Regions from separate parts of the Homo sapiens genome. Here region 1 is linked to region 2. A link is a loop called in an ENCODE intact Hi-C map of the cell type or tissue named here. Cell type or tissue: gastrocnemius medialis. All regions are shown on one strand. Links, peaks and the distances in the headings refer to the core of each region. The heading gives the core; the rest is flanking DNA. Region 1 overlaps NXN (nucleoredoxin). Region 2 overlaps NXN (nucleoredoxin).

The links. A loop is a pair of places that touch in the nucleus more often than their neighbours do. Peaks named below come from ENCODE experiments on the same cell type or tissue, not always from the same donor. Only the 100,000 strongest peaks of a DNase experiment are listed, where the experiment ranks them.
Region 1: it touches region 2 in a loop (6-fold over the local background); 8 of 110 quality-filtered maps call a loop at or near these places.

What each region holds. Positions count from the first base shown.
Region 1 is chr17:811,562-815,945 of GRCh38, reverse strand. All of the region lies in intron 5 of NXN (nucleoredoxin), which reads left to right. Among named protein-coding and RNA genes, the nearest start is that of MRM3, 31 kb to the right of the region's middle. In gastrocnemius medialis, for the core only: no CTCF peak of the experiment used is centred there; DNase peaks (open chromatin) are centred at 1,415 and 1,945; H3K27ac peaks cover 2,109 bases.
Region 2 is chr17:867,415-871,798 of GRCh38, reverse strand. The region is part of intron 1 of NXN (nucleoredoxin); the gene reads left to right. Among named protein-coding and RNA genes, the nearest start is that of MRM3, 87 kb to the right of the region's middle. RefSeq lists an enhancer at 303-1,130. In gastrocnemius medialis, for the core only: no CTCF peak of the experiment used is centred there; DNase peaks (open chromatin) are centred at 1,408, 1,768, 2,508 and 3,723; H3K4me3 peaks cover 1,913 bases; H3K27ac peaks cover 3,737 bases.

The DNA of each region.
Region 1 (4,384 bases), core at 191-4,190, 56 kb after region 2:
CCTCCGACTCCCCTAACAAAGGCCCGCCGGTCACATTCAGGCCCCTCTTATCCTCCCTACTGGCCTCTGTGTGTGCACGTGTGTGCACAGGTGTGTACAAAGTGTGACTCTGTTTGACGTGGCTGGGTCTTGGAGCACCCCTCACACATGATCCGGAGGCACGTTAAACGTTCAGGCCAAGAAGAACGTTTTTATCTTGAATAAAACAGATAACAGGCCCTGCGCTTTGCAGAGCTTAGGGATCTAGAGTGGACACTGGCCCTCATTGTACGGATGGATGTCAGCTGAACTGTGGGTGCCTCATCGCCTTCAAAACCTACAGAGCTTAGGGATCTAGAGTGGACACTCGCCCTCATCATACGGATGGAAGTCAGCTGAACTGTGAGTGCCTCATCGCCTTCAAAACCTACAGAGCTTAGGGATCTAGAGTGGACACTCGCCCTCATCATACGGATGGAAGTCAGCTGAACTGTGAGTGCCTCATCGCCTTCAAAACCTACAGAGCTTAGGGATCTAGAGTGGACACTCGCCCTCATCGTACGGATGGGTGTCAGCTGAACTGTGAGTGCCTCGTCGCCTTCAAAACCTACAGAGCTTAGGGATCTAGAGTGGACACTCGCCCTCATCATACAGATGGAAGTCAGCTGAACTGTGGGTGCCTTGTCGCCTTCAAAACCTACAGAGCTTAGGGATCTAGAGTGGACACTGGCCCTCATCATATGGATGGATGTCAGCTGAACTGTGAGTGCCTCATCGCCTTCAAAACCTACCGGGTGGCAGGCTTTTGTTTTTATCTTTTGTATACTTTGAATTTCATTATGAACCACAATTATTTTCTTTGCTTTAGCACCTAGAAGACTCAGCTGAATTTGTAACTACTGCCTAGGCATGGTGGCTCACGCCTGTAATCCCTGGACTTTGGGAGGCCGAGGTGGGTGGATCACCTGAGGTCAGGAGTTCGAGATCAGCCTGGCCAACATGGCGAAACCCCATCTCTACTAAAAATACAAAAATTAGCCAGGCGTGGTGGTGGTCACCTATAATCCCAGCTACTCGGGAGGCTGAGGCAGGAGAATCACTTGAACCTGGGAGGCGGAGGTTGTAGTGAGCCGAGATCACACCACTGCACTCCAGCCTGGGTGACAAGAGTGAAATTCCTCCCTAAGTGCTGGGATTACAGGCGTGAGCCACTGCGCCCGGCCGGATTTGATGTATTGAGTGCGTGCTAACCATCCCATACTCTCCGTACTGAGCTCCACGGGAAGTCACTAGGAGAGGGGCCCAGTGCTGCCCTTGAGTGGACAGGATGAGATGGACAGTTGGGCATATCTGAGGAGCGGAGTGTGATGACGTCTTCACGAACACGACAGTGTTGGTCCGAGTACGTGTCATTTCGTACGAGGGCCTGGAAGACGGACACTTGTCACTTAGAGTGGAGCTGCTGCCGCGCCCCCTCTCTGCTGCTCCATTGGGTCAGGAGGCCTTTCCACATAGAGGCATTTTCTTTCCCAGCACCTCATCATCCGTGGAGCAGAATCTTCCTCTCTGAGGTACGGAGTTCCTTCCTGGATGTGAGGGCCCGTGGGTTGCCGGTATTGCTGGTGGCCAACGCTCAGGCCAGGGGGTCACCTGAAACTAATAAGGTACCCTAGGACAGCCTTTTTTCTTTTTTTCTTTTCTTTTTTTTGAGACAGAGTCTCACTCTATCACCCAGGCTGGAGTGCAGTGGCGCAATCTCTGCTCACTACATCTGCCTTCCGGGTTCACGCCGTTCTCCTGCGTCAGCCTCCGGAGTAGCTGGGATTATAGGCACCCACCACCACACCTGGCTAACTTTTTGTATTTTTAGTAGAGACAGGGTTTCACCATGTTGGCCAGCCTGGTCTTGAGCTCCTGACCTCATGTGATCTGCCTGCCTTGGCCTCCCAAAGTGCTGGGATTACAGGCATGAGTCACCGTGCCCGGCTCTTTTTTTTTTTAGACAGAGTCTTGCTCTGTTACCCAGAGGCTGGAGTACATTGGCACAATCTTGGCTCACTGCAACCTCTGCCTCCCGGGTTCAAGCGATCTTCCTGCCTCAGCCTCCTGAGTAGCTGGGATTATAGGCACCTGCCACTACGCCCAGCTAATTTTTGTATTTTTAGTAGAGACAGAGTTTCTCCATTTGACCAGGCTGGTCTCAAACTCCTGACCTCGTGATGTGCCCGCCTTGGCCTCCCAAAGTGCTGGGATTACAGGCGTGAGCCACCGCGCCCGGCCGGCCGTAGTCTCTTAAACAAAAAAAAAATGCTGAAGTTAAATACCAAATATGCATGCACTTCTTGACACACAGAAACGTCAGTGGCATGAGTTTGATTCATACTTCTAAACTTAATTCCAGATCCTCCTAGTTTTGAAAGATGCTCACGTATTAAGGAAATCATTATATCATTCCAGGGATATCACTTTGGAAGCGCCTTCTCAGCGCTTCGAGGTTGGGCTGAGCCCCACGTGCGGCATTCCGTCCGCGTCGATGGCCCTATTTGTGGTGCCCTGTCCTTGTCCTCCAAGCCGGGGGCCGTTTCTCCTTCAGAGCCCGTCTCACTCAGTCCCTGGTTTCACTGGTATCAGTTCTGGCTTCTCTCTAGTCTTAGAAGCCAGCCACCCTCCCTAGACTGCACCATCCCTTGATGGGAGTTTGCCTTTCTTTGCCTCTGAGGATATTTAAATGTGGCCAGGCTGGGCCGAAATACCTCTGAAGGAACTGTGCATTCGTTCATAAGCTTTGTAGCGTCACAAAACTCTGACCAGTATTTTTGATTGAATTCTGAATATTTCTGAGCTTTTGTGTGATTCCGTGGTTACGGCTTCCAGTGTCATTCAGTGGACGTGTTCCAGGTGTGTGAACACACGCACACACACGCTCACACATTCACACACGCGTGCACACAACCTACACACATGCAAACACCTACATTCACATGTGCACACACACCTACAAACATGCACACCTACACTCACACATATGCACACTCACACACGCACACACCTACAGTCACACATGCACACACCTACATTCACATGTGCGCACACACCCACACACACCTACACACATGCACACACCTACACTCACACATGCACACTCGCACACACACCTACACTCACGCACACACACCTACACACATGCACACACCTACACTCACACATATGCACACTCTCACTCACGCACCCTACACTCACACACCCTACACTCACATGCAAACACCTACATTCATATGTGCACACACCTACACTCACACACACCTACAGTCACACACATGCACACTCACACACACCTACACTCACCTACACTCACACAATGCACACTCGCGCCATCACACACACGTGCACACACAGACTCACACACACACTCGCTCTGCAGGGTCCTGGCTGTTGGAGTGTCTGGTCTGCACATCCTGTGGGGCTTCTCTGGGGACGTCCTGCTCCCTGTTTGAGTCTGTCTGTGCCCTGGGGTCTCAGTCCCATCTCACTTGTTTCTCTCCCGCTGAAGAGCTTGTATAAAGATTCCTTCACAGAGCAGTGCCAGGTACACCCCCTGCCTGCACCCAAAGGGAGCCGCCTCCACCTGGCCTGTCTTTGGACTTACACTGGGGCAGTGGCTTGATCTGCTGGTCATTTTGTGGATTGAGTCATGTGAGGGCAGAGTGTTCTGACAGGCTCGGGTGAAAATGGGTAACCCAGGCCACGCGCAGTGGCTCACGCCTGTAATCCCAGCACTTTGGGAGGCCGAGGCGGGCGGATCACGAGGTCAGGAGATCGAGACCGTCCTGGCTAACACGGTGAAACCCCGTCTCTATTAAAAATACAAAAAATTAGCCAGGCGTGGTGACGGGCGCCTGTAGTCCCAGCTACTCGGGAGGCTGAGGCAGGAGAATGGCGTGAACCCGGGAGACGGAGCTTGCAGTGAGCCGAGATCTTGCCACTGCACTCCAGCCTGGGCGACAGAGCGAGACTCCGTCTCAAAAAAAAAAAAAAAAAAAAAAAAAGCAGAACTGGGTAACCGCACAACCCGGAGTCCTATAAGCATCTTGGGGTTTTGAGAATCACCCTGCCGAGTGAAGGGGGCCTGCCAAATGCTGCCAGTGCGTTGAGGTGTCTGGGGGGCGGTACGGGTGGGGGAGTCGGGGCCTCGAGGCTGTGCCCTTGAGCTGTCCATCTCACAGGGTGGCGGCCTCTGCCGTGGTCTTGATGATGAGTTTGGGCCCCAGGCCGGCCTGGCCAAAGTCCCACTGCCGCTGACAGGCTGGCCACCGGCTTCCTTCGGTGCCCTGGGCTGAGCCGGGCTGTGTGACCCATCTCCACAGGACCACTGGGCTCACCAAGGACCTGGCATTTGGCGTCCCCC
Region 2 (4,384 bases), core at 74-4,073:
CAGAGCTGGATCAGGGCTGGATAACACATGCCATTCCCAATTAGCTAGTGTAACATCAACATTTTCCATTCAGGGAAACTTATCAAAAGCAAATGCAGCTGGGCGCGGTGGCTCATGCCTGTACCCAGCACTTTGGGAGGCTGAGGCAGGTGGATCACCTGAGGTCAGGAGTTCGAGACCAGCCTGGCCAACATGGTGAAACCCCGTCTCTACTAAAACTACAAAAATTAGCTGGGCATGGTGGCACGTACCTGTAATCCCAGCTACTCGGGAGGCTGAGGCAGGAGAATCATTTGAACCCGGGAGGTGGAGGTTGCTGTGAGCTGAGATCGTGCTGCTGCACTCCAGCCTGGGGGACACGATGAGAATCCATCTCAAAAAAAAAAAAAAAAAAAAAAAGTGAATGCGTATGCTGCGATTTATCACTGGAAAACAGACCATTTACTAACTTCACTAAGTGATATTAGGAATCAATTACTTGTTGGCCTCATCATTGAGGTCACCACAGTGACCAGGTTCTAACCCTGGAGCTTCGGGGTGCCTGGGAGGTTGTATGTACACTCCCTTAGTTCATGGTGGCTGCCAATGTGGCTCCAGAATGAGAGCTGCGAAGATCACCGTGCTTAAAATAAAAGCATAGCCGGGCACGGTGGCTCACGCCTGTAATCCCAGCACTTTGGGAGGCCGAGGTGGGCGGATCACGAGGTCAGGAGATCGAGACCATCCTGGCCAACACAGTGAAACCCCGTCTCTACTAAAAATACAAAAAAAATTTAGCTGGGCGTGATGGCGGGCGCCTGTAGTCCGAGCTACTCGGGAGGCTGAGGCAGGAGAATGGTGTGAACCCGGGAGGCGGAGCTTGTAGTGAACTGAGATCGCACCACTGCACTCCAGCCTGGGCGACAGAGTGAGACTCTGTCTCAAAAATAAATAAATAAATAAATAAATAAAAGCATGTAGCACCAGAAGTGTGAGAGATTCCAAACCATTTGCTCAGAAAGAAAGACTGGGTGGGGTGGATAAGATTCTTTTTTTTTTTTTTTCCAGACAGAGTCTCACTCTGTTGCCCAGGCTTGAATACAGTAGCACAATCGGGGCTCACTGGCACCTCCGCCTTCCAGGCTTAACCAGTCCTCCCACCTCAGCCTCTCAAGTGGCTGGGACTACAGGCACGGGACACCACACCTGGCTAATTATTTGTATTATTACTTTTTTTTTTGTAGAGACAGGGTGTCAGTATATTGTCCAGGCTGGTCTCGAACTCCTGGACTCAAACAATCCTCCCTCCTTGGCCTCCCAAGGTGCTAGGATTACAGGCCTGAGCCACTGAACTCAGCCAGGATTTTTCATTCAACCTGGCCCTTCCCATCCTGTGATGCTCCCTTAGGCCGCCTCACTCTGATCACGTGATAACAGTGAGACAATTCAGGCTCATGAATCACCCACGTCCCACGGTACCTTCAAGGTGCTTGCCCCGTTAGTAACACTCACAGAACCGGAATCTTTCTGGATGAACTTTCCCTTTGCTTCTCTAATCCACGTCCTGCATTCCTGGGCTGGAGAACTGGAATCAGAAAGTGACTGGGGGCCAAATGGAGACTGGAATAATCCCAGGAGAGGCTTGGTGTGGGGTTTCTTGGCCCTGCTGACGTTCTGAGCCAGGTACTTCTTTGCTGTGGGAGGAGCTGTCCTGCGCCTGGTAGAACGTGGACAGCATCCTGGCTTCTACCTACTGTGTCAGTAACACTCCACCCCGCAATGTGACAGCCAGGAACGTTCCCAGGCATTGCTAAATGGCCCGTGGGAAGCACAACCACCCCCCGGTTGAAAACTGCCGGCTTAAGGCAAGCACCAAGCGCCTGGCACCATCCTTTCCTTCCTAAGTACGAGAGCTCTCGCACGCCACCTTTTACTCTGGGCAGCAGGTCAGCGGTTCTTAACCGAGATCAGAGGCAAAGAACTGGTTCCCAGAGAGGCTTGGAGGAGAATTGGCAGGACGTAGCTGTTAACTGTCCGTGGAACACGAACGAGCAGAGGAAGTGAAAAAGAGCGTCAAGATTTTATGACTGACCACGTCCGCCTTCCCTCCTCACTCATTTCTCCAGGGAACTTACAGAACTGGGCTCTGTAATAAGGAGTCTTTCCCGAGTGGGGAGGGCTCCCTGAGTGATTTCATTGAAACCTACATATGTCAGCGATTCTTACAGTATCTTTCTAAAGTATTTAAATGCTGCAGAAATAATACTTAAAGTATGTGGATGTGAACAGGGACACAGGAGCTTTTGCCAATATGGTCCTGTTTGCAGCTCAGGAGCTTTAGAGACCTTCCTTCTTCCACCTCGTAATCTGTGTAGGTTCCTAACCCTGTTGGTCGGAGCAGAGATGTGTCAGGCAGCCCCCCTGGAACCTCAGGTCGCTTGTCGGGGCTCCTGGATCAGAGAGCATGAGCTGGTGCCTGGTGAGTCAGAAGCTGGATCACTCTTGGGTTGGTGTCAGCAGCCAGTTCTGGACGGCCCTCTTAAGCCGTGCTGGCCTTTCGTTCTGGCCTTTGATGTAACCCAGGGTGTGTAAGGGCTGCCTGCCCTTTACAGAGAAACAGATCTGTGCTGGGAAGTTAACAAACAGGAGGCAGGATGTGAGATGAGAGAGAAGGAACTGTCTGGTCAGTGGGGTTCACCCAAGTCTAGAGGTTCATCTGTGTGGAGGGTGGGACTTAATATAAGGCAGGAGGCTTGGGTAGAATCTGCCCCAGCCACCACCTGGCGTCTGCAGTGATAGAAAGCCTGGGAGACCTTCCACCCGGGGCCCTGGGAAGCTCCAACACTCAGCCTCCGTGTTTTCTGTGTCTTTCTCTGGCTGCAGGGATTTCCGAGGTTTCCTTTTTGTGCATCTGGACATTTTCCTTTCTCTGCTCATTTACTTATCCTACAAACACAGGCGGGATGGTGGGCCCGGCCCAGGGTCGGTGCTGGCACTGGGGTGATCACGATGTAGAGAAGGTAGTTTCGACCGGGTGCGGTGGCTCACGCCTGTCATCCCAGCACTTTGGGAGGCCGAGGCGGGCGGATCACGAGGTCAGGAAATCGAGACCATCCTGGCTAACGTGGTGAAACCCCGTCTCTACTAAAAATACAAAAAAATGATCCGGGCGTGGTGGTGGGCGCCTGTTGTCCCAGCTACTCGGGAGGCTGAGGGAGGAGAATGGCGTGAACCCGGGAGGCGGAGGTTGCAGTAAGCAGAGATCGCATCACTGCACTCCAGCCTGGGCGACAGAGCGAGACTCCGTCTCAAAAACAAACAAACAAACAAACAAAAAACCAAAAAAAAAACAAAAAAAGACAAGGTAGTTTCTGTGCTTGGGGAGCGCGAAGGCGTTAAGTCTGCGGGTGAGAGCCGAGGAGGAGCTCCCTCACCCTGCTGGCTGGATGAGAGTTCGAGGGAGATACGGTCAGGGAGTTTCCCAGTGATTCTCATCAAGGAGCTGGAGTCAGGTAAACATTGCTGGGAAGGGTGGCTGGGATAGAGGGAATCCCACGTGTGAAGGCTGGAGGAGAGGGGAATTCCGGGGAAGGGTGGATCGGATAGAGGGAATCCCATGTGTGAAGGACAGAGGAGAGGTGAGTTCTGGGGAATGGTTCCCAGGGAAGCAGCCTGAAGAATGAAGGGAGGGAGATGACTCTGGAACTCTTGCCAGTGTCCAGCTAGGAGATGACCCATGGGACGCCGTACAGGCTCTGCTGGAGCACAACACATGTCCCTGCTGTGTCCCCGGAATAGGTCATGCTCCTGTCACTCTGAAGGTCATTAGTAACAAGGCAGAACAACCACACAGGACCCCCACTTACATCTGAACAGCTTCTGCACACTCTTTGCAAGGTACATTTAAGACTTTTTTTTTTTTTTGAGTTGGAGTCTCATTCTGTCGGCTTACTGCAGCCTCCACCTCCTGGGTTCAAGCGATTCTCATGCCTCAGCCTCCCGAGTAGCTGCGATTACAGCCTCCCGCCACCACACCTGGCTAATTTTTGTATTTTTAGTAGAGATGGGGTCTTGCCATGTTGGCCAGGCTGGTCTCGAACTCCTGACCTCAGGTGTTCCACCTGCCTTGGCCTCCCAAAGTGCTGGGATTACAGGGAAGAGCCACCACGCTGGCCTGTTTAGACTTTTCAATCTTCCACGTGTTAAACTGTCTATTTTTCTCTTATTAACCACAAGTTTGGGATTCTTCAGAGGCCAAACTACTGTTCTCCCAGGCTTTGAGAAAAAACTTTTCGTGTCATTTAGCTACATAGTTTTGCTGAACTTCTCCTTCAACAACAGGAAAGCATATGTTGGTAGCTGGGCAAGCCCTACTCTGAGCATAATCTTAAGGGACTGGCAAGAA